Regions from separate parts of the Homo sapiens genome. Here all the other regions are linked to region 1. Evidence: chromatin loops called from intact Hi-C (ENCODE). Cell type or tissue: endothelial cell of umbilical vein. All regions are shown on one strand.

The links. Peaks named below come from ENCODE experiments on the same cell type or tissue, not always from the same donor. Only the 100,000 strongest peaks of a DNase experiment are listed, where the experiment ranks them.
Region 2: it touches region 1 in a loop (5-fold over the local background); 27 of 110 quality-filtered maps call a loop at or near these places.
Region 3: a loop joins it to region 1, with 14 times the contacts of the local background. A loop is called at or near these places in 10 of 110 quality-filtered maps.
Region 4: it touches region 1 in a loop (5-fold over the local background); 14 of 110 quality-filtered maps call a loop at or near these places.
Region 5: a loop joins it to region 1, with 12 times the contacts of the local background. A loop is called at or near these places in 106 of 110 quality-filtered maps.
Region 6: it touches region 1 in a loop (4-fold over the local background); 3 of 110 quality-filtered maps call a loop at or near these places.
Region 7: a loop joins it to region 1, with 8 times the contacts of the local background. A loop is called at or near these places in 27 of 110 quality-filtered maps.

What each region holds. Positions count from the first base shown.
Region 1 is chr1:207,882,840-207,886,839 of GRCh38, forward strand. CD34 (CD34 molecule) reads right to left here. Exons shown (of 8, transcript NM_001025109.2): 8 at 1-4,000. Among named protein-coding and RNA genes, the nearest start is that of CD34, 26 kb to the right of the region's middle. In endothelial cell of umbilical vein, a CTCF peak has its summit at 2,386 (motif pointing right); DNase peaks (open chromatin) are centred at 2,462 and 2,832; H3K27ac peaks cover 931 bases.
Region 2 is chr1:207,979,902-207,983,901 of GRCh38, forward strand. No RefSeq gene overlaps it. Among named protein-coding and RNA genes, the nearest start is that of LINC02767, 23 kb to the left of the region's middle. In endothelial cell of umbilical vein, a CTCF peak has its summit at 2,263; no DNase peak of the experiment used is centred here; H3K27me3 peaks cover 1,537 bases.
Region 3 is chr1:208,091,967-208,095,966 of GRCh38, forward strand. It overlaps PLXNA2 (plexin A2), which reads right to left. Exons shown (of 32, transcript NM_025179.4): 9 at 820-934. Among named protein-coding and RNA genes, the nearest start is that of LINC02767, 130 kb to the left of the region's middle. In endothelial cell of umbilical vein, a CTCF peak has its summit at 1,984 (motif pointing left); DNase peaks (open chromatin) are centred at 2,035 and 2,545; H3K27ac peaks cover 1,358 bases.
Region 4 is chr1:207,826,393-207,830,392 of GRCh38, forward strand. No RefSeq gene overlaps it. Among named protein-coding and RNA genes, the nearest start is that of MIR29B2CHG, 5.7 kb to the left of the region's middle. In endothelial cell of umbilical vein, a CTCF peak has its summit at 2,348; DNase peaks (open chromatin) are centred at 319 and 2,359; H3K27ac peaks cover 1,842 bases.
Region 5 is chr1:207,961,374-207,965,373 of GRCh38, forward strand. All of the region lies in intron 2 of LINC02767 (long intergenic non-protein coding RNA 2767), which reads left to right. Among named protein-coding and RNA genes, the nearest start is that of LINC02767, 4.4 kb to the left of the region's middle. RefSeq lists enhancers at 1,892-1,991, 2,052-2,111, 2,798-3,327. In endothelial cell of umbilical vein, a CTCF peak has its summit at 2,364 (motif pointing left); DNase peaks (open chromatin) are centred at 1,698 and 2,338; H3K4me3 peaks cover 772 bases; H3K27ac peaks cover 1,775 bases.
Region 6 is chr1:208,219,245-208,223,244 of GRCh38, forward strand. The region is part of intron 1 of PLXNA2 (plexin A2); the gene reads right to left. The region is part of intron 3 of LOC105372884 (a long non-coding RNA gene); the gene reads left to right. Among named protein-coding and RNA genes, the nearest start is that of PLXNA2, 23 kb to the right of the region's middle. RefSeq lists an enhancer at 420-714. In endothelial cell of umbilical vein, no CTCF peak of the experiment used is centred here; DNase peaks (open chromatin) are centred at 607 and 1,887; H3K27ac peaks cover 4,000 bases.
Region 7 is chr1:207,995,953-207,999,952 of GRCh38, forward strand. No RefSeq gene overlaps it. Among named protein-coding and RNA genes, the nearest start is that of LINC02767, 39 kb to the left of the region's middle. In endothelial cell of umbilical vein, a CTCF peak has its summit at 2,017 (motif pointing left); a DNase peak (open chromatin) is centred at 2,019; H3K27me3 peaks cover 441 bases.

The DNA.
Region 1 (4,000 bases):
TCCATGGTCTTCCACGGCTTCCATGCCCCTCCCACTCAGAGCTTCCTATACCATAGCACTTACACTCAATGCATATTGTTCTGTCATCTGTCCCTCCCACATCCACCCAATGTAAAGACTTGACAGAAGGGACTATGTCTTATCCCAGGTGCCTGGCATAGTACCTGGCTTATAATAAGCACTCAAATATTTTTTGAATAAATGAATAAATTAATGAATAAATGGAAACTCTTCTGTGGCTCCTCTTCTATTGGATAAAATTAAACTCTGTGGTTTAGCTTTAAACACCCTACACAAACTGTGACACCCGGATCTTTCTGGTACTCGGCTTCCCTTAACACATTCTACTTCTCTGTCATACCAGAAAACACATTGTCCTTTGACAGTACCTTATCTTTCCCCATCACTACATATTGTATGTACTCTTCTATCAGTCTCAAATGTCCTTACTCATTACTATCATCAAAATCGTATTCATTTTTACAGGACCCACTCAGAAACCACCTGTTCATGACCCAGTCTCAGATCTTCTCAGCTGGAAAGGGTCCTGCCCACATCTAGATACAAAGCACTTCATTTAGTCTTTCCTCGTGTTATTTCTCACTTTCTGTTGTGCATTTTTTTTCTTGCTTCTTTGTTTAAATGTGTGTTGTATTATCCCCAAGATTTAAACATTTGGGGTTCAAATAAACTCACATCCTATTCATCTTTGCCTCTGCCACTGTGCACGTAACACAGTCCCTTGTTATTCTCTGAGTTTCAGTTTCTTTTTCTGAGATAATAGAACCTACTTCACAGGGTTTCTGTGAATGTTAAGTAAAATATGCTATTTAAATATTGGCACCATATCTCAATTTTCATACAGTAAGCACTCAAAAACTGTTAGCTACTATCATTGTAAATATGATTATTATTTGAAGAAATAAATAGACTGAGCAAGTCCTGTTACCTCTACTTTGAAACCACTTTTTGAATTCTGCTTGATCTCATCACTGCCAATATGATCACCTGCTCCCAGCCATGATCGTTCTTCTTGCTACGGTCTCCTTCTACTTTCTTATCCCTCAACCTCTATTCTCTACTCAGCAGCCAGCATGATCCTTTTAAAACATAAAGCAGATGATATGACTTCTCTGCTCAAAACCCTCCAGTGGCTTCCCAATCTACAACTAAAAAGGCCCCATGTAGTCTGACCTCCTGCCTCTCCCCACCCCCACTCACTGACACAACCTCATGGCCATCTTGCCCCCTGCCATCTGAGGCTTTCTGCACTTGGCAGCTTTTCATCATAGGGCTTTGCACTTGTCCTTTCCCCTGTGTGGGATAATCTCTCCCAGCTTGGCATACAACCTGCTTCTCCACTTCATTCAAGTGAAGCTGTGCTCTCCACTGTTATTTTTCTAAAAGTAACCACCATATGTAAAATACCAACCATTATTCTCAATATATTTTATGTTTTTCATAGCTCTCAATCCTGAAAACACATGTATATACTTACTGAGATGACATTGTTTACTGTCCTCTTCTGCTAGAATTATAAGCTTCATGAGTGTTTGCTGTATCCCCAGTCTCAAGAACAGTGTCTGGCACATAACAGATGTTCTGGCACATTTCGCGCAGTGTCTGGCACATCATAAGACTTGATGAATGATTGAATGGTGGCTGGAAGCCTCTTCGATGGGGGCTTTAGGAAGAGAAGCAGCATCCTGTTGCACAAAATCGATGACCTATTACTGGTTTTGTGTGAAGAGGAAGTGTGGGATTAATCTACCTAGAAGGGATGAGATGGAAGTGATCTATTTATCTGGACTTAGATGGTATTCCCATTTATCCATTCAGATGAAAATCTGGCTGAAGATAATTCCAGATATGCTCTCCATAGTCAACAGTGTAATACCCTACAGCTAATTTTCCTGGGCTCACTGTGGGCGCCGAAGAAGCCGAACCTCATGGCCTCCTGTGATCTTTGTCCTGGGGCTCCTCCAGGACCTGCTTGGCTGGCCAGGCCTAGGATAGCTTATGTTGATGAAATGCTCCAGAAGTGAAGTCCCAAACCTATCTTCACACTGCCACACTGGCTTCATGACATCCAACTGGAGTAACACGGAGGACTCGGCAGAAGAGTAGGATGATATGATGGAAGGGAAAACTACAGATTCAGGACTTTGGAATTCTGGGTGATTGGGCAAGCCACCTCCCTTCTCTGAGCCTTAGTTTGTCTTTAACTATACCATAAGGGAGTTTAATTAAATGTATCTTTAAAGTTCTCTTCAACAGTGACGTTCTATAGTTATATGAGCTTTGTGTACAAGAGAAATTGGACTAGAGGGTGGGGCAGCCAGGGAGAGAAGCCCAACATGGAGGCGATTGAGCTGAGGCTGAGCAGTAGGACCTCAATAAGGCCAGCAGGTGGCGCCATTGCTGTACCAGGACGCTCAGGCCCACGGTGGGAAAGTTGGATTTTTCCAGAAAGCAGGCAAATTCTTCAGGGCAAGCTGTCCAGCTGTCAGAGGGAACCAGCTGCCCCACCCCACCCCGCAATACACACACAGCCCTTCCTCCCAAAGCATACATACACATTCCAGCAAACTCAGGGTGAGATGCATTGCAGGTTGCTAGGCCTGAAGCTGGAGGTGCATCCAAGTTGCCTTTTCCTCTCCTCCCATATTTCCTAGGAATCTGAACCCTGAACCCACCCCTCCTACTTGATGTCCTAGCTGGGACAGACCCTCACTGGATTACTCTCAAGGCAAGATGTGCAACTAGATGCAAGTGGGCTGGACTTCCCTACTGATTACCATCGTCTTTTGCTCATCATCCTTTGCTCCAACCCTCAAGGCAGCCATCGCCTTTGAGGGAAGACTCTGAACCTCATCATTTCGCCTCCCCTCTGTCCTAGGGAAGAACCTATGATTAGAGGAGTTGGAGAAAAGCAAGAAGGAGATGGGGGTGGAGGAGTGCTGAAGGGAAAGGTCTGGCTTTATGGAGATAAGAATGGAAGAATCAACCTTTGTTTGGCCCCAACTGCCTCTGCCACTGTCGACACACTTGGGAGTGTTTCCTGGAGCTCCTCAGCACTCCCTCCCCAACTTCCTATGGCCTGGTAGGGGTGGGGTGGGGGTTGTTTTGGAAGCTGGGGGGAGGTACATGCTTACAGATTTTTTTTTTAATTAGGCTGCTGTCTTAATCTTGAGGGTGGAAACCAGCCCCCTCCCTGAGTTGGCTGCCAGGTCTCTAGAACAACAGTCCCCACATAGTCCTTCACTGTGTCTACTCTGACCTGGGGGGCTGGGGAGGGGGGTGGCCTGATAATAAAGGGTGCACAGGACATTGCCCCTTCCCTTTGTTTTGCATATTTTGCAGCAGTGATCAGCATGCTCCTCTTCTCAGAAGGGTGTTCATGAAGGGTACAGCTCCTAAGAACCCAACATACCACCCTCCATTTGGAAGCTCCCTGGTACATTCGGGTCTGCCTTTCTACCACTGGAAATGGATGTTTCCTCTCCCCATGGAGGAGAATAGTTGGCAGACTTGGCTAAAGGTCCTTAGCATCCTGGCTGGTGCCTGTGTCTGCTGAGGTGCTCCCTCTTCCCTGGCTGGTCCTCCCCACCACATCACTGCACAGTCTAGCTAGGTCTAATGGAGGGTGTCACTCTTGCATGCAGACACACCCAGCTAAGACAGAGTCACATAACAGATGTGTTTCAGTATCACTTTAATTGCAGTATTTAAACACATCACTTTGTATTCAGAAAAAATATCTACCCAATACTCTCTTCTCTGGAAATTTCTATTTCCAACCGTCATTGAAACCAGGATCCCTGCTCAACCCCTCTGGAAAGAAATCAACAGCAAACAAGGACCTGGGTCACCCACAGAAGAGGCAGCTGGTGATAAGGGTTAGGAGCTGATCTGGGCTATGACCATATGGGGGTGCAGAGCAAGGAAGGGGCTCAGGGTGAGGGAGGCAGAGACAGAAAAGCATCTGTTGGGGGACTGA
Region 2 (4,000 bases), 97 kb after region 1:
ATTCCTGGAAATATGTTCATGGCGTTCTTGCATGTAAGTGACAATTTGGCTGGATATGAAATTCTAGGTTCAATATTCTTTTTCCTTTAATACTTCAAACGTATTTTTCTCCATGTTTTCCTATGCCCAATGTACTCTTCAGAAATCTAATAAATTGTGATTCCTTACTTTTTTAGGTGACTGTTTTATCTTTCTGGAAACTTTTAGAATTTTCTTCTGATTTTTTTCTTTTTCAAGACAGAGTCTTGCTCTGTTGCCCAGGCTGCAGTGCAATGGCTTGATCTTGGCTCCCTGCAACCTCTGCCTCCAAGGTTCAAGTGATTCTCATGACTCCACCTCCCAAGCAGCTGGGATTACAGGCATGTGCCACCACACTCAGCTAATTTTTGTACTTTTAATGGAGACGGGGTTTCGCTATGTTGGCCAGGCTGGTCTCGAACTCCTGTCCTCAAGTGATCTGCCTGCCTCGGCCTCCCAAAGTTTTGGGATTACAGGCGTGAGCCACTGCTCCTGGCCTTCTTCTGTATGTTTAATATTCTTAGTTTCACTGAAGTATTCTAGGTGTGGGTTTTTCTTTATTCTTGTTGGCACTGTGCAAGTCCTTTCCATCTGAAGTCTTTTGTCTTTTATTCTTATTTCTTCAAATGTTTCCTCCCCTTCATGTTTTTCCTCACCTCCTGGGAATCTCATTGTTTGGATATTAGCACCTCAGTTTACTTATAACCATATTGTAAGTAAATGTAAGTCACAACATTCTTAGCCTTTATTTCATATTTTCTATCTTTTCATCTGCTGCTGCTGCCCTGCGGGAGAACATCTCGACATGATCTTTCAGCTTAGAAATTCTGCTTTCAGGGATGTCCATCCAGTAATTTATCCCTTCTGTTTGTTTCAAATCATTCATATACAATATTTCTATTTGTTTCCTTTTTATAATTTATTCTACCTGTTCCATATTTTAGTATCTTCTCTTCTGTTGGGAATATTTATTATGCTTGTTTAAAATCTTGGTGTATCTGTCTCAATTATCCTGGTTCACAGGATGCGTATTGTTCAGTTTGTTGCCTTTCTTTTAAAGTGGTTTTATTCCTTGAGGTCAAATTAATTTGGCCCGTAAACTTATGTTCCCTTGGGGCTGTCAGTTATTCTGCGCAGTACTGTGTAGTGAAGGAGCATCTGAAATCTTAGTCTATTACTTCCTGCTGAATTTAAATAAGAGGGGAGGGAATGAGCTCCAAGCCAGAGAGCCCCTGGTTCCACAGAAACCCTCTTGATATGTTCCAGCAACCTGCTATCCCCCTTCCCAATTTAGGATCCCTTTTAGATGCTACTTTCTTACTGTGCAACCCCTCTGTCCAGTATTTTCCTTTCAAAGAAGCAGACTTGGGAGGTGGCCATCCCTTTAGTAGATCCAGCAGGCTTCAGGGTTAAAGGGGCAGCAGAGGATGTAGGATGGATGAACGAATGCCCAAGGGCAGACAGAAGTCCATTTCTGGTCCCATTAGCTCTTATCCTAATAGGGTTTTTGGTTTTCTCTGATTATATTCTTGGAATCTCTGAGGACTTGGTTATGATGCTGCTTGTTCTAGGTAGACAATGGTCACCTTGTGTGTGTGTGTGTGTGTGTGTGCATGTGTGTGTAGAGGGGGTACAAGACCACAACTTTGGAGCAACTAATATCCCACTGGGGCTTCTCCCTTTTCTATTCCCATTCATCCACCCACCCGTCTCCTTCACACACACTGGATCTCTGTCTTCAGAAGCCTTTGGTCTTCCTGGAATTTCTCACTGTTTTATCTTTGGATCATCAGATCCATGGTATATTTTCTCTGCTGTGGTTTCCCCAAGATTAATTTTGGAGGTGGGAGCCAGTAGCCTATGCTCATTGGCCATCTTGTCAGAAAACAATGACTCATTCTTTTGGGGGGTAAATGCTCAGTCTTCGAAATGTCTTCTCCCTCTCCCTGGTCCTCTTCATTGTGATAGTGAGTTTACAAGACCTTGTGCAGCTGTGGAGAGAAGGATATCTTGAATTTACATCATTTCAAATTGCCCAGCTTTCTCCTGCAGAATGGCTGATCTGGGCTTGTGCTCAGCCTCATGACCCCTGGAGGTTTGGCTGTTTGGGGGATTATGCTGGCACCACTGTCAGAGTTTATGGTCTGGTCTGTGACTCTAGATGGGAAGCAGCTAGAGCCCTTTCATCAGACATCAAGCTTCAGCTGGTCCATGGCCCACCAGGCACCAGGGCATGGGGTGGTCCTATACCGCCCCTGCAGGCCATCAATAGATGTAGCAGGGAAACAAGAGCACAGCCTCATGCTTGCCCAATGGTTGCTTGTATGCTCTGTGCCATGTCGGATGTGCCTGTGTGCTGGACTTCTGTTAGGCTGAAGCTTCCAGCCTCCCCTAACCTACACCTGACAGTGTAGTGCCATCCTTCTAATATTCTTGATTGCCCCACATTTATATAGATGCTTCCACAGTGTTTCCCTTAACTAAAACCTGTAGAGTTCTGTACAAACTTCTGTTACGACCTCTCTCCCTTTGCATCGTAAGTATTTATGTTTCTGTCTCCCCAGCTAGAGAGTGAGCTCCCTTAGGGGGGAAACTGTGTAATATTTTTCCTTGCACTTCTCAGCATCTGGCCTAGGGCTTGGCATAAAATAAGCACCAGGTAAATGTGTGTTGAACCAAACTGAATAATACAAACTAAAAACAGATAAGTGCTTTAAAAGAAGTGTTTGGGGGAGAAAGGCTTTATTTATGGTTTGGGGATATGGAATGGTTTCTTAAGAAGGTAATAGTGGAGGGTTTAGACTGATGGAAAGAGAACATTCAGGGTGAGGGGAACACTGTGAGCAAAGGCACAAAGATGGGAAAGCGCAGGATGTTCATTTGTTCCCTTTCAGGGCAGGAATTATTCCTTGGGCATCTTTGCAAACTCTCTGAATAGTTCCTTGAACGTAAGTGGTGCTAAGAATAAACTGCGCCGAGTGGAATAAAATCCCCATCTTCTCCTGCATCCCTCAGAAGTGGGGGTGCCCAGTGGTCATAGAAGACATTAAATCAGAAAGAAACAGGTCTTTCTTTGGTACAGACACATCCAAGATTATAATATTACACACCCTATATAGTCAAGGTTGCTGCAGGAAAGAAATGACATACTCAGACAAGTCCATTGAGGATAATTTAAGGGAGTGCTATTTACAAAGGTGTGGCTATTAAAGGAAACCAACAAGTGGGGTAAGGCACCTTGGCGAGAGCAAAGTTCCATCCCTGGGCATGCTGGGACCAGGGAAGGAGGAGTTACTCTGCATGAGACCGGGGCTGTCCAACCCTTAGATGCATTGCCAAACTGTGTGTGCATGTGTGTGTGCACGTGTGTGTGCATGTGTGTGTGCACGCATGTGTACACATGCATGCATGCAGCAGGGTGATCAGCCCTCTCATCTTCTTCCTCTGGAGTCTCCTGGAAGACCCAGTTGGAAGCCTCCAGGAGCACAGAGCAGGGTGGGGAAGGGAGGAGAGGAGATTGGCAGATGCAGAATATCTAGTACACACCCAAAGTCTCATTTAAATCTCACAACAGCCCAACGAGGATGACTTTAGTATTAACAACCATGTATTATTGGTGAGGAAGATAAGCCCTAAAAGGTTGATTTGCCCAGGATGAAAATGCTGCCACTAGGAAGACATTGATTTTCACTCCATATAGGACCAATTGTTCGGTGTGTATGTGCATGTGTGTCTATGTGGGCAGGGGCAGGTGGTAAGGACAGTGGGACACACAGCAGTCTGAAGCTCTCATGGGCCACCCCAAAATGGAATCCCTGGAGGGGGCTGGAGTAGTCTGGGCCTGGCATTGTGGTTCAGAAACTTAACCCTGGGACTTGGACACAGGAGAAACATTAGGGCTCCAGCCCCAAAAAAGGAGATAGTGGTGAGGAACAGTGAGCTACAGCAGGGACTCTCAAACTTTTGGTCTCAAGATCCCTTT
Region 3 (4,000 bases), 210 kb after region 1:
ATATGCACACGTGCATTTGGGCAACTATGTAATGTCTCTATAGTTGTTCAAATCCAACTGGCCATGCTGGGGTATGAAAAGCTTTCGACACAAGAAAGGGAGACTGAGCAAGCAGGCTTCACTGTCCTGAGACATGCTATGAATATATAAGAAAGTAGACTTCAGTGAATAACCATTGAATGGAATACCCATTAGAAAGATAAGCAATTTGATATTTCACTGTGTTAATAACAAAGGTGGGTCAGGCTTTAGGGATGGAGTTTCGACTGTATAATAAAACAGGACTTTTAGCAATGCCTGGTTCTTTTCACTAGCTGATTTTTTCTCACTTTCTACAAGGCCACCCACCCAGTTATACATCAGAGTCAAAGAATCATTGAATTTTAGAGTTGGAAGAGAAGTTGGCATGAAAGAATGGTTGCGAGTGAAAGTTCTATTGAACTAGACTATGTCTGCAGCCAAGCAAAGGGCTAGACTCAAAGAATAAATGCCATTCACTACACTCTTCTAGACCAGGGAGTCTGTTTGGTTGAATATGTTTCCTCTAAGCTTTCAGTCTCAACCCCCAGTTACCTTCAAGCTTTTGAATGCATAGAGTCTTAGGAGTCTAGTAGACATAGCCTCTGCCTCTGGGGTCATTTGCTGCTACTTTTTTGAGCTTTATAATAACAGGGCTTTCTAGCATGCAGAATTTCTGGCAAGACGGCCAAGATGGGCCAGGGCAAGAAAATGGCCAAGCCATTGGACTGACCATCTAAAGAGGGAGGGGCCACTCAGACTCACTGGGAACACTGCCATGTTAGGGTAAGCCCTTCTTACCTCTGAAATATTGATCCGGCCCTCCTGGAAGGAGCAGGTGGTGGGGTCATGAGTGCAGAGGTTGCGGTACTTGCACCAATGGCAGCGGAAGGCGCTGTTGACACAGGACAGGCACCTGCAAGGACAGAGATGGTGAGAGGCAAAGAGAAGAGAACAAAGAGGGAAGGTGGCATGTGTCATGATAGAAGTCTGTTAACCTGTGTTTAAATCCTAGTCTCATTCTCAGGAGGGAAGACTGGTGGGCCATCCTCTAGCACCAAGAATTGTGGATTCTCCATCCATGATATTCATGGGAACAGAAAATTGGAAAGAAAATGAGACCAGATAAGAGTATAACTGACAAAGCAGGGGTGTGCTTCTATAAGCTCATGAGAACTGATTATTCACATTTTCAGGAATTTTGCAAGCTGATAGACATCATGGTGGTAGTTTGAAATCGGCCATGGTGGAAATAGTTGCGCCACAGAATTTGGCAATGCTGCAAACTAGGTTTTCTTCTGAATGCTGGTAGCTAAACAGTTCCCAATATTTCACTGCTTGTAAAGACAGGGTAGCCGGCAGAGTACAGGGACAGGAATTGGGCATATCTGATTATAGACTTGCTTCTGCCACTGCCACTGGGGTCACACTGAGTAAGTCACTTCACCCTCTGAATTGGAGTATCTTCATCCGCCTGTAATAAAACATTCCTGTCTATGCCACAGGGCTGTTTGGTGTCAAATGAGATAATGCATAGAAAATGGTTTCGAAAAATGCCATGCTAAATGTGAGTATTATTGTCAAGCGCTTAAATTACCTGTTATTTCAACCTCTTAAATAACATTTGAGTGTTAACAATTGGTTCATATCATCTGTATTATTGGGCTTGGGGGAGCTAATAGTATTAAGTAGTAACTTTGTCCCACTCCCCCAGGCATGGAACAGTAGGATATGTGTGTGGTATGTGCTTTTCTTGCCAGGGTGAGCACTTCTTTCCTTCCAATTTCACCTGGAGACTGTGTATATTCTTTTGGCTCTCTGTGTGTGATCAGGTCATTGTAATGGAAATGGGTTTTGTAGGGGGGATTAGTCTTGCTCCTCCTCGCAGCCCCCTTACTCTATCTAGTCTTTCACAACTAGGCCAACCTGGAATGGACAGGACCAGGTCTGCAGTCTGGCGCCACCTGGTGGGGCTCTGATTACATTTGGGTGGTTGGGGCTTGATCCAGGGGTCACCGGCTCACAGGCCATAGTATGTTGGGTTGGTTAGCCCATTTACACTTCATCTTCCCATTCAGAGCATTTTTATCCCATTCTCCATTGCCCAGACTTTTTTAGTTTCTGAGCTTCATGCTATCTCATGTACTCTCAGATAGACTGGTTCTTGGTAACATCTTATGATTCAGCAAGTAAATAATGAAAATGGACCAAGGGCCTAAGGAGGATGGTTATTGGGGCTCTAGCTAGATGTGGCTCTTCCGCTGGCTACTTTTGTGACCTTCATTGTAGCACTAATCTTTCTGTGGGCCTCAGTTTACTTTTATTACAGCAAATTATTAAAAGGAGGGGACTATACTTGATTCCATGAATTTTAACTGAATTCCAGTAGAGAAGGGCAAGAGAGGCAGTGTTTGGCATTAAAATGGAATCTTTGCTGTCAAGGAGACCTGCTTTTTTTTTTTCTGTTAAAACTTGCTGCCTGTGACAGCATCTGTGTTGCCATAGCAATACATCTTTGAAAGTGGTGACATCATACTCTGTTGCCATGGAGATAAGATTGCTCTCACAAACAATGGATTCCATCACCACCATGTTGGAGTTTGAGAAGGAGGTAAGAAGTTCTGTTGCCCAGATGCTTGCCATTCCCAAAGCAGGGTTTGCTGGGATTCAAATGCAGTGGTTAGAGGGCAGCTTTGTCTATTTCAACTTCAGTCCCTTTCTGCCCTCCCTGGTTCCCACCAGGCCATTTCTATCACTTGTTCTGTCTTTCTCAGCACATCTATTTATTTGTCCCAATGGGGCTCCTTCCTTGACTAATGTAGAGACCAAAGAACTCCAGAAGATTATTCTAATTATGAAAATCAAGTTCAGAAAAATGGAGAATAAGGAGGACTAGCTTATTTGCCTCTTCTAATGACTAAAGATTCCTTTAGGGTTTAGCTGCAAACAGACCCTCTTCCCATCTTGATTGCTGAGTCCTTCATGCCCATAGCTTGGACCCTACAGACTGGATACCCCTGAAGACCTGACTATGATGTGGATCCCAAGTGGTTCCTGCCTTGGACAATGGGAAGGATGAGTCCGTAAACATTCCGAATCACTGCCTCCTCTGATATGGAGCTGTTGATTGACCTCTCCCCTTGCTGAATGTCTAGGGTTTTTGGTCCTATGACCCTTATGTGGCTCTATTACAGAGGCCTGTGTTTCCTTCTTTCTAAACCAAATGGTGTATGAGTTCCCAGCTTCTGTGGAAAGGGTCTCAGTTTCTCTACCAGGGAGGATCAGCAGAAACTAAGTAGGGGTTTCACTCCCTCCATTTCTGCTTTTTCCCTGTGAAATGTTCCCAGCTTCTCACACAGTTGTGGGGTCTCATAGCGTGTGGGCACCAACTGGCAGGCATTCAGCTGCTGGAATGGCTGGTGAGGTCCGTAGAACTAAAGTCAAGCCCCACTGAAGGCTGTGGTTTGGCCTGTCTGGTTTCCCTTCCTCTTGAAAATATTGAAGGATGGATTTAAAAAATGATGGAGTGAAGGCCTCTGCTCCACCTCCCCATCCAGGTCTTTTTATCATGTGCTGAGAGAGGCTACTTTCCCCCTTCCCTGCTCCTCCTCTGTGGGTGACTGTGTGCATAGCCGAGTCGCTATCTCGGAGTCCCTCTTCATCTGGTTGTGGGTGACATGTCCATACTCCACTCACTGTCAGCCTCTACCTTCAAAGTCACCACCAAGTGATGGAAAATGAAGAACTTTTTTTACGGTTCCTGTTCTCTGACTCTCTTTTTACTATCTTGGCCTGAGAGTTGGGGGTTAGGTGTGTTGGGGTGGCATCCAAGGATTCAGAGACTATAGAGAGTAAATACCATTTGGTTTAATATGGTAGTATTTATGTACAGTGTACTCTGTCCAAACAAAGTGTCAGGCCCCATGGGGAAACTGTGAGGTGACTACAACGTGGTTCCTGCCCTAAAGGAGCTTAGCATCGA
Region 4 (4,000 bases), 56 kb before region 1:
AGTGCGGTGGAAAACAGCCAGTTATATGAGGAGGCTGGAGGAGGCAGGATTAAAACAGTCATTTTAGGTACCTCTGCCCAATTCTAGGTCTTCCTTCTATTAACCTGATTCTACAAGGCACCAAGAACAAAAAAACCCGAATGGGATGACCAGGAAGCAGAAATGAATTCAGTTCCAAAAACATGGGAGGATGTTTACTTAGCAAGCACGCTCGAGCCTACAAGGAAGCAGTTTTACAGGGTGCTGCATGCAGTGTTTGATTTCAGGGGGTAAAGATAACTTCAGAGTGGGGAAAAGGTGCTGGCTCCTTCTACTCACCCTCAGAGGCTTGGGGAGGCCAGGCCAGCACAAACTTGAAAAGGCAAGGCTTCAGCTCAAGCCCAACAGGTTGCCGGCTCTCTTTGGCTCCTCGGCAGCTACCGGACTCAGGAACTAAACAAACTCTCCAGACTTCATGAGCATTCCGTGGCCTCCGACTGATCTGGGTCAAAACTTCGAAATGCCAAAGACAAAGAATTTTTTTCTTTAAAGGGGAATGAGCTGAACTTTGACCCGCCCTTGTTCAGGGTGTGGAATGCAAGCACTGTGTACCGGCCACAAACTCCAGTTCGGCAGGCAACAGCCAGAAAAGCAGTCTTCATGCCGGCTTCATGCCGGCCTCCCTGTCCTGTTTCCTCTTTAGGGCCAACTCGACGGGGTCTAGGTCTTTACCTCGCTCTCCAGACAGGGAAGCTGTGCAGAGGACACATTCCAATCTCTGTTATCTAGAGCTAGAGTGGATGTTCTAGATAAATCTGGCAGCGATCTGGTCTCAGGTGGAACTGACAGGCCCAGTCCACAGCAAGATGGCATTTCTGTTCACTCCCTGGGAGCTGGTGGACAACAGGCGCTTGGTTACCACCTGAGGTAAATCATTTATTAAGTACCTACTAAGTGCTAAGCCAAGATACAGCACAGGAAAAGCATCAGAAACAGTCCATCATGGAGAACACACACATTCCAGCTGAGGCTAAGTATTCCCAAATTTGCATTGCTGATATTTAAAACATCTGCTTACTTTAAAAGCTGAGATCCACTTTTGCAATGAAATAATATCAAACATACTGCTTGGTTCCCAGGCTAGCTCACAAAAGCCCATTTTATCCACTCCAGGAAGTCATCAACTCCAGTGTCTTCAGGGGCCATGCAGGTAATGAAGGAGTACAGTGGCCTGGGGAGGGGATGTGCCCAGTGGAAGGACCGTGCCACTCCTGATGGGCCACCCTCCTGGCTCTGCCTGCTGGGGACCATCTGGGAACAGAGACCCAAAGAGTCCAGATCATCCAGGTTTTCAGGGCAAGGCGGAAAACTAGCTTTATGTTAAACTCCTGATTTTTTTTTTAACACTGTCCAGATATTTTAATGGTCAGAACATACCTATAGAGCTTCCAGTTTGTTCTCCTGGTTGTAATGTGTCTAAAATACAATACGTTTGTAATAAAAAAAAAAAAAAAAAAGAGCAAGCATTGCCAGAGTGAGGAATTAAATAAAATAAAGAACATACCCAAAGAGGAAAACTTTACCTCACACATCTGCCATTTGAGGAAAATAATAAGCATAGAGGAAAATGAGGAAAATTTAAAACTTCCCTGAGGGCTGCAGGTGGAGAGGTGTATCGAAATGACTTCCAAGTATACGTGATTTAACTGAAGTAGTAATAATATGTGTGCATCCTGACCTGCCAGCTAGGCAGAAAAGTCATGCTGATATACTGGCTCTGTCTCCCAGTTGAGAGCGCTTCTCTGGACATCCACAAAACGTCCATCCAGGGCTTTGGTGATAAGATTGGAAGGGCTTATCATAATCCAGCTGCCCATTCAAGACACAGTACCCTCCACAAACACCACCGTGACCAAGTCATGGTCTAGCCCCAACTTGATTCAATAACTCCCACCACACCTTTGGAGGGTTCAGACAAGTGGAACACAACTGAGATGAAATCTCTCTGCAGGGAAATATTAGCCTTCAGGTCTCCACTCTGCCTCTGGAGCCCCAGAGAACAAGCCTACTCCCCCAAAGACTTGGAGACACTTTAGGATGGTTTTTACAACCAGAAGTTTTTAGGCTAAACAAGAAGGTACAAAAAGGGAAATTAAAAAGGAAGGGCGGGGGGAAGAAGCCAGAGAGAAATATTCTCGAAATAACTGATCAAAAGTTAACAAGCCAAAGGAAAAGAGGAAGAGACACAGGCATTCATGAGACAGGAGCCTCTTGTGGCCAAACCAATAGCAAGTGAAGAAGCACATGGGAAAGGAAGGGCCCACAGTCCATACACAAAAGAAAATGCCAAGAGCCACCAGATCAGACAGTTCCCAAGGCCAGCCACCAGGCTGTGCCAGTGATCCAGGACATACTGGTTAGAACCTTGCACTGGGAGAAGAAAACTGCATACAACTCACAATTGTTCAGTATGGAACTTTTTTCTGTCCAGGGGGAAGGGTTTCTTTTACTGATGGATTTGTTGGAGTTATTTATATATTCTGGATATGAATCCACTTGCCAGGTATAGGTACTGAGTATATCTTCTCCTCTCTGCTTGGCTTCACTCTCTTTTATTGATGTCATTTGATAATCAGAAGCTCCTCATTTTAATGACATCCAACTTATCAGTCTTCTCCCTTAGAGTTAGTGCTTTCTGTGTCTTCTTTAAGAAATGTATGGCTACCCCAAAGTTATAAAGATATTCTATGCTATCTTGTAGATGAAGTTTTGTTTTAATTTTCACATTTAGATTGATGATCGCTTTGGAATTTATTTTTGTATATGATCAAGATTCATTTCTTTCCTGTGGATATCCAGTTGAACCAGCACTGTTTATTAAAATAACCATCCATTCCCCACTGCCCAGCAGTGCCTTCTTCATCATAAATCAGGTGTCCAGATACATATAGGTCTGTTTCTGAGCTCCCTGTTCCATTTCTTTGGTAGAAATAAGACAAACAAATAGGTCTGCTATTACGGTGTAGATCACTAATTGTAAATCTGGTCATTTTAACATGTTTACAAGTAAGGTTTAGGAAAATACACTGAGGGGCCAATTGTGAGAAGCCAGCTTGATGTGGACATGCATAGTCTGAGAAGAGAACTCCAGCCTGGGCTTCTGAGAATGAATAGGATGAGCAAGAACTGGTAAAGAAATAGCATCACTAGCTAAGGAAGGGGACAGCAAGAAGAAAAGCACAGAAAAATAAAAATCAGCCTTATTTTTTTGTGGAGAGCAACATAGTGATTAAGAGTACAGACTCACACAGTTTAGGAGACAGCTTGCATCCAAATCCCCTAATACTATTTAGCTGTGTCACCTTGGGCAAGTTACCTTGGCCTTTCTGGCCTCAGTTTCCTAATCAGCAAAATGGGGGTAATCTTCCTCATTGAGCTATAAGATTAAATGGGTTAACTAATGCATATCTTTTAGTACAGAGCTTACCACTGCAAGCATTCATTCAAAAAATGCTGTGTGCTATCATCATCATTAGTGACACCATGGAGAACAGCTGGACTGTCAGAGCAATCTTGCCATTCAACCAACATTTATAGAGTACTTAACTACCAAACAAAAATATTACATTTAGTGGTTAAAAACTCTAACTCTAAAATGAGATAGATTTGAATCTGAATTCTAGTGCAGCCTCTTGACTAATTATATAAACTTGAACAACTTACTTAACCTTTCTAAGTTTCTAGTTTCAGCTTCATCTATACTTCATTGGGATTTTCTTGGAGAGGATGTGAGATACAGAAGTAATGCAGCACAAGGCCCAACACAGAATAAGTGCTCAATTAATCCCAGCTATCACTATGATGATGAGAATGACAACAATGGTGACATAAAGATTTTGCATTTGGTATAAGAAAAAGCCTACCAACACCTCAAAAGACTTAGAATACCTAGCATTCTCAGATCTTCCATCCAAGTACTAACCAGACACAACCATACCTAGCTTCATATTGACGAGATAAG
Region 5 (4,000 bases), 79 kb after region 1:
AGCAGGACTGTTCCTTCTGGAGGCTCTGGGGGAGACTGTTTCCTTGACTTCTCCAGGTTTTCGAGGCCACCTGCATTCCTTGGTCTGCGGCCCCTTCTCCATCTTCAAAGCTATCAGTGACCAGCCGAGTCTTTCTCACATTGAATCACTGCCACCTCTGCTTCTGTGGACACATCTCCTTCTTTCCCTAACACTGTTTTCTCCCCATCTCAAGAATCTTAATATAATTATATCTTTAAAGTTCCTTTTGCCTTGTAAGGTAGCCGTTTCACAGGTTCCAGGGATTAACACCTGGACATCTTTGAGTCGGAGGGAGCATTTATCAAAAAACAAAAACCCTAGGGCCTCAAACAAAACATTTTTAAAAGAGAAATATAAAAGCTTCAACTCTTCTTCAAATAAGTAACATAGCAACTTTTTCTATAAATGTAACAAATTCTGAAAAAAAAAACCAAAAAAAACAAAGAAACAAACTTTCAGTTCCTAACTACACCCATAAAAAATCAGACTCCCTGGTGTCAGGGAAGAAGAAACAATGGGTGACAATAAATAGACTCCACATAAAAGGGAAGGGAAAGGCTCCCTAGGTTGAGAAGTTATGATATGTGCTTCACTGGGAATGTAGGTACAGCCTTTGGAAATGATTAGTTGTTAACAATTGTCCACAGCTCTTCAGCTGCTCTACTTTATAATCCTTTAGTGTAGTGACATCTAAAACATTTTTTAAATAAATCAATCAACTGTATTTTTTAGAAAAATTTTAGTTCACAGCAATATTGAGCAGAAAGTAGAGTTGCTTGTCCCTTCACCCTCCTCCCACTTAAAACATTTTTAAAGCATTAATAGAATTCTTGGCTCCTTATTTTCCCCCCAAAAGAAATTCCTACCTAAAAAATAAAAATCGTGCTGCTCTGGTTCAAGTGGACTCATGGAGTCCCTCAACCTCTGTAAATCCTACTGCATGGTTTAACACCTGTTTTGCAGTTACTTCTCTTGAGTGGAATAATGAGAATAACTCAAGTTAGAAAGTACCCTCCGGACCACAGAAGTAGGGAGACTGTCATGTTGGAAATTATTCTCCAGGCTTCAGAAGCAAGAATTGTCATAATATTCTCCCAGGAATTAGAAAAGAGCAGGCTCTTGTTCTGACGTAGAAGCATAGAGTCTTCTAGGCCATAAATCTGCTTATTTTAGTTACAATAGTGAAAGGGCCAGTGGGCAACACGGTAAAAAGTACATGGGCCCAGAAATTGGGGACTTGGATGGGGCAGCTGGGATGTAGGGGACATATTAATTAAGACCTAGTGTGGGCCTTTCGTATTCTGGGTCAGATAAGTGAACAAGCAGGTGAGGTTCTGTGTGGGCTACCCTGGAATACAGTGTTGCATAGGGTTGTGTGAGAGGTGCGGGGAACGCCTAGAAAACTTTGCAGGGAGAATGTTTTCTAAGCCAACACCTAGAAGACAAGCAAGAGTTTGCTGGGCAGAGAGTGAAGCTGGGCGCGGCTGGGATCATGGAGCCGGATGTGCACAGCCGGGACATGGGGAAGAGCTGCAGTGGAGAGTGGGGTATGGTGGAGAGCAGTCAGGGCCAGACGATGCTGGCGGGCCTGGAGGCCTTGGGAGCGCTGACTTTCTCCAAGAGCTGGGGGTGCCAGGACAGGGTCCCAAGCAGCGGCCCTACGTGGCCTGGTTTGCTCTTCACTGGCAAGCTCCATGGCCCTGGGCAATGTGCTGCTTCTGTTTTTCTTCTCATCGGTGCCTGGCTGAGCTCTGGAATCGTTTCCTGCTCTGAGCCTGAAACTTCAAGCAGTAAGAAGACGGTCCACAGCCCGGTTACTGGGGCTCTGCAAATGCGACGTTCCCAGTGGCCCTCTCCCAGGCTCCGGGCCTCCGGGTAGAGGAACTTCTGTCTGTAAAGGATGAAGGCGACCTTGCTCAGGCTGCAGCGGGATGGAGAAACGTGACCCAGCGGAGGGGCTTTCGGCTGCGAGGTGCGAGAGGCGACCCGAGGGGTGAAAGCAAGGCGAGTGCGGTCAGCGCACCGGGCTGGGCGGCCTCCCAGCCGGCCGGGGAATTCGTTCCCAGCTCCAGCCGCATCTCACCGCCTCTATCGCGCCTTTGGGGCCTCAGAGGGAGGCTGCATGGCCCGGAGGCCTGAAATCCGCCATTTGTTCCCTCCCGGGGCGGCAGAGCCACAGCTCACTGAAGGCTGCAGCCTCGGCAGCCGGAAGCGCTGGCCGGGCGCTTGGCCAGCGACCGCCTCGGGTCGGCCTCGGGTCTGCGCAGGCGCAGGCTCGGGAAGCCGGGCGCGGTGGTGTTTCTGCGGCCCGCGGCTGCCCTCTCGTGGCCGCAAGGCGCCATGGCACGGCCGCTTCCACGCAGCGGAGGTGCGCTGGCCGGAAGGCGGCGGGTCCGGCCAGCCAGGGAGACCAGCCAAGCGCTGTGTTTTTCCAGGTCCGCGCGGGCCAGGGGAACCCTGCGTGTTTGCTTGGTGGGAGTGGTTTACTGGGAAAGTAGACGGAAGGTACCCTGCAAATCGGCGTGCACTGTATTGTTTGGGAGTCAACAGCCTGGAAAGTAAATATCAGGTGAGGGCAGTGCTGGGAACCACCGCCTGCCCCCTCCCCTGGCCTTGGCCCTGACTTTGAGCGGGGCACCGCGGGCCAAACAGCTCGGCGGCCCAGGGGAGAGGGAGGAGGAGGAGGAGGCAGGCAGCGGGGGAGGTGTCAAGACTCAGAAATAGGAGCCAGCTAGGCCCAACATACGCCTGCCACCCCAGGGGCTGCAAACAGGGAATACCATCCCTTCTGCCCACCCCACGAAGACATCGTACACCCCGACGAGTCACCATTCCAGAAAGGCTGGCTTTCTGCAAGCGTGCGGGGGCGGTGAGAGTGGAGGGTGGCGGGGTTGCTCGGGGCCCACCCAAGCATAACTGTCTGAAGGGCACACCTCACAACGGAAGGTTTAGGCGAGAGGGGTGAACCCACACTCTGGCACGAGAATCATATGTTCTGTTCCACCCAGGGAGCCGCACTACATAGAGTTCTCTTTAAATTCATCTTCACTGGCTGGGTGTGGCTGAGTCTTCTCCTATCTCCTGATTCTCAGTTAACTTTTTGCGTCCCACCCTGTTCTTGTCTCAAGCAGTCGCTTTGGAATGTGTTTCCTCTCGTCCGGGGTTTGAAGATTAGTCATGAAAAACATCACTCTGCCCTTGCTGAAGTGCATGTTGGCTACTCGATCATTCCACCTGTGTGCCCCAAGACGGTCTGCTAAGGAGGGCTCCCCTCTTTTCCATGCCCTCTCAGCTCCAGACTCCATCCCATCCATCAACATTATCCTGTGCCCCCGAGGGAGGAGGGCGGGGGAGGGTTTCTGTGCCTGGATTATTGGTGAGAGGAGAGCAAGTGCAGAAATGAAGCTATGACTCTTGCAGAAGTCATGCATTCCGTTCAAGGATATTCCTTTCCGTAGCCTCCACACATTCCCTCTGGCTGCAGGCCCCTGGGATTTTTCTGTGTGACCCCGTCACATTGCATCTGTATAGATTGTCAAAGCACCTCATGACTGTGGAGGAAGAAGTCGGGGACAGAACATGGATCTGGAAGGCTCACAGCATGGATTTGGTAGGGTGACACAATGTCCCATGTTCTTCAAGAAATGTCTAGACTAGGTGATTGATTCTATCGTAGATCTGGCACAATGCTCCTGCCACACAGGGGGCAAATTGAGATCCAGAGAGAAGTGACTGGCCCAGGTCACTCAGCCAGCTGGTAACTTAGCTGGAATTCGTTCCCAGGTCTCCTGACATCCAGTTCATTCATTTTTTGCACGTTTCCTGAGGACTTACTGTATGCTAGGCACTGTTGTAGGTGCTAGGCATATACAAAGTGCCCGTATAGAGCTTGTGTCTTGTAGTGTGTGTGTGGGGAGATTGTGGATAAACAAATAAACAGATTTATCCAGAATGCCACATGGTTAAAAGTTTTTATGAT
Region 6 (4,000 bases), 340 kb after region 1:
TGTAGCCAGGGGCAGTCTGGGCCAGGGGCAGGAAGTCAGAGAGCAGAGCCTGGAGGTCAGAGAGCAGGACCTGGAGGTCAGAGAGCAGGGCCTGTTCCATCACTATCATGGTACTGTCCTGACTTATGGAGAGGGACAGTGGGAAGTGACTGCGGCACCAGGAGAAGGCAGCGAGCTGTCCGGCAGAGAAAGCTTTTCTCAGCTGGAAGATCATCCAGCAACCTTCTCAGGCAAGTCCAGACAGAACTCTGGGCACATAAGGTGGCAGGGATGGAAACACCCGAAGGATGGAGAGTTTGCTCCAAGGCAGCTTAGGAGAGGCCTTTCTCCCTCAACTCCCCATTCTGGCTGGATTGGGTTATAATTAGAACAGACACCACTTAGAGAATCCCCTAGAGTTTCTTTAGGAACGACCCTTCCTCTTGTTCAGTTCTGCATCCTCGGCCTGGCAGCCACCGTGGTGCCACAGTAGGTCCCACCTAACTCCCTCCTCCAACCCGACTCCCCCAGGGTGTTCGGGGTGACTCATGAGGCCCTGGGCTTCCTTGGAAAGAGGAAGGCAACACCGGCATGAGACTCAGGCTGACCTCAGCTACTCCGACACAGCCCTTCCGGCCCCAGGCGCACACCGGCAAAGCCTCCCAACAGACAGGGCTTTCAGTTTGGAAACCAGAGGTTATTTTTAGCTATGTCCTGAGGCCGGTAGCAGGACGTGAATTCCTGAAGAGGAGCTGTGGAAAGGAAATAACAGAATCCTTAAATTCTCCAGCTGGATGGGGAATTGCAAGAGGCCATTCTCTGCCCCTGTCGCTGGGAAGAAAATCTCCTTGGGTTCCAGGTGGAGAGTGGTTCCTCCTTGAGGAGCCGCGAGGGGAGGAAGGGGGTTCTGGTAGCAGAGATAACATGGAAGGACTTAGTATGCGGTTAAGATCAGCCACCTCACCTCCCTGCTTGGTATCCTCCCAAGACACAGTTTGAATAGTGAGTGGCTTTTGTTGTTGTTAGACAGAATCTGGGAACAAATTTGGGATTTGAGGCAAGTCAAGTCTCATGTCCCTTTCTGGTAGAATGGGAATAACTACAGTATGTACCTTTCAAGTTGTCATGACAGTAAATGAGACAATATAGAGACCAACCTCTTAGCATGGTTGCAGGCACACAGTGAGCACTTAACTTATGTTAGTTTTTGTTATTATTATTATTATTGAGACAGAGTCTTGCTCTGTCGCCCAGGCTGGAGTGCAGTGGTATGATCTCAGCTCATTGAGACCTCCGCCTCCCTGGTTCAAGCGATTCTGCTGCCTCAGCCTCCACAGTAGATGGGACTACAGGCACGTGCCACCACACCCGCCTAATTTTTTTTTTTTTTTTGTATTTTTAGTAAAGACAGGGTTTCACCATGTTGGTCACACTGCTCTCAATCTCCTGACCTCGTGATCCACCTGCCTTGGCCTCCCAAAGTGCTGGGATTACAGGCGTGAGCCACTGCACCTGGCCTGTTATTGTCTTTGAAGACTCCACAGGAGATGGCACTTCTGAAATCCTGCCACAGCTCTTGACTTCTCTTTTTGCTTATATTCTTCCTTTCCCACCCACAATGAGATGAACACTGTGGGTGTGCCTTTGATCCCTAGGCCTCCCCGACCCAGTGACAGAGCTCAGTCTGGGAAGCATGTGGCAAGGGGAAAGAAATAGATCCAAGGTGATCTTCTTTGTCATACTACTGCACAAGTCCCAATATAGCCTCTCCGCAGACTGCAGGAAGGCTGGTGGAAACACAGGATCCTGAGAGTTAGACTGAGAATGAGAAACGTCCTGATGTCTAGAAGGCATGAGGTCACAGGGCAGGAAGAAAGGTGGGAGACTCAGGAACCCTGGGTTCACATTCTGCCTGTGTGACTCATGAATTATAGTGTCACTCACTTTAGACCAGTCTGGCATTTCCATGAGCCTATTTCTTGATCTTAAAACAAAAGGTATTTGAATTAGTCAACCTATAAGATTTCCTTTTTCAGATAAAATGCTACCTCGAAGCTTAGTTCCTTCAGTTCCTGGAGTCTGTGATTCCAATAGCAGCTGAGGTTTTTTGCTCCAACCTGGAGAGGCTGATTAGGTCAGGAGCTTTTTTCTTTTTCTGTTTTTTTTTTTTTTTTTTTTTTTTTTCAGGCCAGTAGTTCTAAACAGACCACTCCAGCTGGGCTGTTTTCCTCTCACCCTCATGCAGCATTTGCTTTGGGACAGGCCACTCCTGATAACCAGCCAAGTGAATTCATCTCACAGGACTCAGGGACTGCCCGCCTGGGAGCAGCTGTCATTGGACACTGGAGTCAAGAGGAGGCACAGTCTCCTGCAGTGAGGGGAGGTTTGCACCCCACCTTGGGAGTGTGGCCTTCATGAAGACAGCTGACTTCAAGGGCACGTTGAGAGCCTTCATCTTTCTATGCCAAATTGATGTGACTAAGTGGCTGTTCCAAGCAGAGCCCAGTGGGCAAAGATCAGGACTCCTATCCACATTCTGAGTAAGGGAGGATGGAGCCCACCTTTGTGCCTCTGGTGAGAGGCAGTGCGATATAACAATTAAATGCATGAGCTCTGAACTTAGGTGCCTGGACGCAAATGGAGCCTATAGCTGTGTACACTTGGTCAAGGTACTTAGCCATTCTATGATGTTATCTAACTATCTATATAAAATAGGTTTAGTACTAGTAGCTACGTCATAGGATTATTACAATGAAATCAGTTAATACATATAAAAGCACTTAGAACAGTTCATGGCCATCTTAAGTGTTTAAGATACATTAGCCTTTGTTATTAGCAATTTATTTGTCATTATTTCCAGCTCCTCACCTCCATCCATCCCATCATCTGTCTTAGAATGAATTTCCCATCCTCAGTTTGGTAGACACTGGTAAACAAACATGCATTTGACTTTGCATACCCAGTGTGACTTCCTCCTATCCCCAATTTTCTGCTAGTGTCAACCTCAGGAGTTTTCTCTTAATAATGATGCTTTCTTCTTTCTGTCACATCCCTCTCTGTTTAGTGCATGAAGTCACTTGTCACATGCATTCTCAAGAGCCAAAACTTGCCTAGTCTCTGTTCTACCAGTTTCCCTCTCTCCTACTCCAAGTCTCAAACCAGGTATGCTGCTCCAGGACTCTCGCCTGAACAAGAGAGTCTCCCAGCACATGTAACTCGGAGCGTTCCTGATGCCAAGGAGAGGCCACGCTTGCCTCTTTGGGAAGCAAGTGCCACTAAATATTTTATGTGGAGGGCCCGATGACACCATCTCCCCGATCAGGATTCAGGAGGCAGGTGTTAGTGACAGCTAGTGAAGGCATCTGATACCTTCCTGATCAGCTGCTGCGGGCGTCAGTGGCAAAGCAGGGAAGAAATGACAATCAGGCGTTTCCAGTTCAGCTCAGTAGAGGATTGTCTCCTCCCTGCTACCCTCTCCTATTGCCCTTTTCAGGAGATCTGGGTGCACATGCCTCTACGTTTCCACTTGGCTTTCCCTTATAGCAAAAGGAGCTGGTGGAAAGAGAATTTAGATTTGAAATACGATTTTGCCAAATTGAGTCAAAGTTCCTGTTAGTAGCTCTCATACCCGTGGGCCCATCTGTAGCTCCACTTGCCACTAACTCCATTCCTAACAACCCTGTCATCAACATCATCGTCACCTCCAGCACCATCCTGGAGCTGACAGTTTTCATAACAATAACAGCAAAGGGTGCCTACTATTACTACTGCACCTACTAGGGAGCTCACACACTCTGAGGAGCCAGACGGTGGTAGGGAAAAGATGAGCATGAAAATGAGGGCTGTGAAATCAGGGAAGTTAGCAGCTGTTCCTGGAAGTCACTTAGCCTCCTTCCTTTCCCATGATGGAGAGGAGTCCGTCTTCTCCTTCAGCTCTTCCTTCTAATGAGTAGTGCCTTTAAAGCAGGAGAATGCTGAGGGAGATTATAAGATTATTCCAACCCACTGTTTTTTTTTTTTT
Region 7 (4,000 bases), 110 kb after region 1:
ATCAGCTCCCCCTGCCGCATCTCTTCCCCAGATTTGAAGCATCAGTCAACAGCTGGGATTCACTTTGGACCTGCTGGTGTGTGAATAGTGGCAATAGACTGTGACAGGAAGCTGATAGACCAGCGTTGGAACCTTTAAGGTTTTTCCTCTCCTATTTTGTTTTTCCATATCTCAGCTTTAAACACAGTCGCTGAAATTAGGAAGCTGTTTGTTTTTGCAGAGCTAGGCTTGGATCAGCAGCAAGATGACCCATGAGCTGGTTAGGAACCCCTTTTGCTGGAATCACTAGTTGCTTTAGGTGCACGGCAGGTGCTCCCCGCATATATGTACGTATGTATGTTTGTGTGTGTGTGTGTGTGTGTGTGTGTGTGTGTGTGTGAAGGGAACCATGTATTGTCTCAGTATCTTCAGCCTATCTTTGATTTATTTGATTTCATTGATCTGACCTGGCTCCAATTTACGTCTTCCAAGAAACCTTCCTTGATTAACTTAACATCAACCTAATTTTAATAGAGCTAATTTAACTGCAGTTCTATCCTGTCCTGTAAGTAGTACCGAATTGTTTCGAACGTGAATATTCAGACTCCCCATCTAGGGTGTAAGCTCTTTGAGGGCATCCCTTGTCTTTCTAATTCTGTGTTATTCACAGGCAGACTGAAGAATGAATATGTATGGTGCTTTTTTAAAAAAAAATCTTTTTTGACTCCTAGTGACTTTTAACTCCATTCATCCTCTGGAAGGGTTGAAGGTCTGGATCATACTGGCAGGAATCTAGGGTTATCCTGTCCATCCTTTGCCTATGTATGTGTTGTGAGAATGTCAGGTGCATGGAGAAAAGTGCTTCTTAGTCTAACCACATGGCCAGGCCTCTGTACTGCACTTCTCTATTTCCCCAAAGGCAACAGCAGAAAGCAGAAATAGCCTTCCTCAAAAGAGGTTCAAAGAATTCTTCTTATCTGAGTCAATGCCCCATCCCCAGTCTCTGCAGAGAAAGGGTCCCTGAGCCTGGAATAATGACACTGTGGACAGGCATCTTCCATCTATCAAGAAAGAGGAAAGAAGCACTGTTTCAATCCAGGTCTGTCTTTCTTTCTTTCTTTTTTTTTTTTTTTGGCCTTCTTATTTGCATTCAGTGAGGAGGTGACACATTGTAGAACATAACCTCCCTTTTTCATTCCATGAATCTAATCGTTATTTCTGTGTTTGTGAAAGATAAAGGATTAGCAAGAACGCTTTGCATTAAGTCGACATTTGTAAATGCTTTATAATTATTTATGAAATTATCCTGCATTTTATAGCATGGGAGATAATAACTTAAATTGATGTATTAAACATGCATGATCATTATTTTAACAATATTAAATTCACCTCTGTAGAATAATCATTTGATAAATATGAAGAAAGCATTCAGAAGTGGCACCTTAATTTAAGATATTACAGGATTCGTGACACCCAAATCCACGACCCTTTTTCTTGAAGACAGATGGAGTTTCTTATCTGGCTGCAGTGTTCCTCTTTCTTGAAGTGAAAATGAATTCTTAAATTAAGAATTATATTATCGAGGTAATTTTGGCAATGTGATGAGGCAATGGGAGAGGAGATAAGAAGCAGAATTTCCTGGGACCAGAACAAATTGGACAAACCTTATCTTCGCTTGTCTCCATCCTCCCATGCCCAGGGTACTGGAAGAGTCATCCAGTCTCTGGGTATCTTGCAGGGCTTTGGGGCAGAGGTAAGAGCTGACTGATGCTGGAGATGGTTACGTTATTTTCCCCTAATGCCAGGGCTTTGGGGCTGTTTTGAGCAGGGGAGACCTCAAACCAGAAGACCCATTTTGCACAGCAGGAGATCTCTCCAATGAGGGGGAGAATCCAGAGGAAATTTAAAATTCAGCAAAAAGGAGTGAGGAGAAAGAGGAGAGAGGAAAACTGTGAATCCCAATCCCTCATTTGTGCGAAGCTAGTTGGAGCCAAGCCAGTCTCCCCAGCAGTGCAGCTCCACCGTCTTCTACTGATGGTGTCCTCTGCTGGTCACTGTCAGCTTCAACACCATGCGTTCTAAGAGTATCATCAGTGGGTGTTAACTCCACCAGGAATGAGGCGCTTTCTAAGTTTTCGGCTCTGTGCTAAGTGTTTTATGAGGATGATCCTGTTTAATTCTCACACCAATCACTGGAAAACTGAGTTCCAGAGAGTTTAAGAGCAGGTCCGACCTTCTTAACTAATGGGCTATCTGGAGTCACCAGGCTAAAGAGCTGACCTGTGTGGCCATGTTATCCACCCACTCCAGGCCCAGGAATGAATGAAAATCTATTCTGCATGTAAAGGCCACACTCCAGAGTTTTAACGATCCTATTTGAAGTGCATCTTAGTCTCTAACTTAAATCCAGGAATATCTCAAGTGCACGTCCTTTGGGGTAGTATGGGTCTTAGAAATGGATATAATTTATTCTGAGGATTTAATACTCGCCTCTCTGGCTTCAAGTACTGGAAGCCATGCTGATTCTTCTTATTTTTCTCACGCCTTTTACCCAAGCCCCATCAGGAAAGCCTGTCAGCTCTACCAGAATCCAGCTTTCGTCACTCCCTACACTGTGACCATCTTGGCCTATGGGACCATCCTTGCCTATTTGTGCCCTTGCTATAGCCTCCTGGCTGCTCTTCCAGCCTCTGTGCTCTCCCTCTCTCCCCACGTCATCTATTCTGAACACAGCAGCCACAGTGACTCTGTTAGGACATAAATTGAATCATGTCCCTGCCTCCATCTCATTCCAGGTAAAAAACATCGAAGGACCCTACAAGGGTCTACAGAGCCCCTACATAACTTGACCTCTCTGACTACTTTGGTGCTTTTCTCCCCTTTGCTTGTTCTTTGCTCACTGTGTTCCAGCCCCACAGACCTCCCTGTGGGGCTCTTTGAATATGCAAGTCAAGCTCTGCCTCTGAACCTCGGCACTGGCAGAGCACTCTGCCTGGAATGCCCTTCCCCCAGGTATCTCAGGACTTCTTCCTTCTCCTCCCTCAAACTTCTGCTCAAATGCCACCTTCTTAGTGAGGCCTACCCTGACCACCCTATTTAAAATTGCATCCTCTGCCCTTCATTACCAACCTTCCTTGCCCTTTCATGTTTCTTCACAGCACTTGTCATTTTCTAGTACATCATACAATGCGCTTATGTATCATGTGTATTGCTTGCTCCATCCACTAGAATGTAAGGTCTCTGAGGGCAAACTTGTTTTTTTGCTTCTTCTTCTTCTCCTTTTTTTTTTGTTTTTTGTTTTTTGAGACAGGATCTCACTCTATCACCTGGGCTGCAGTGCAGTGGTATGATCATAGCTCACTGTGGCCTGGACCTCCTGGGCTCAAGTGATCTTCCCACTTCAAGCAGCTGGAACTACAGGTGCAAGCCACCGTGCCTGGCTAATTTTCTAAATTTTTTTTGTAGACTGGGGTCTCACTATGTTGTCCAGGCTGATCTCAAACTCTCAACCTCAAGTGATCCTCCCACCTCTGCCTCCGAAAGCACTGGGATTACAAGGCATGAGCTACCACACCTAGCTCAGGCAACGTTTTGGCCTGCTTTGTAACCTGCTACTTCCTAGCACCTGAAAAGTGCCTGGAACATTGTAGGTATTTAACAAATCCTTGTTAAATGCATGAATGATGGGCTGCTCCCTTGTCCCCAGCTGGTGGCAGTAGGGTGACAAACTGTCCTGGTTTTCCTTGTATTAGCCTGGTTTTAGCACTGAAAGTTCAGCCTCCTGGGACACAACTAGGACAGTTGGTCACCTGAGTGACAGGCAGGAAGAACACTAAGAAGGGACAGCTGTGCTCAGGAACCAGTGAGGCCTTTCTCCCAGCCTAGAGTCTGGAAGAGGCACCTGTCCTCCCCTACATCATCAGAGGATGAGGTGGGGGTAGGAGAATGGCTCCATCTCAGAAAAGGCCTTTTGAGTTATTGAAATTGCAGCTTACTATGAAGAAGAAAGTGAGTTTCTATT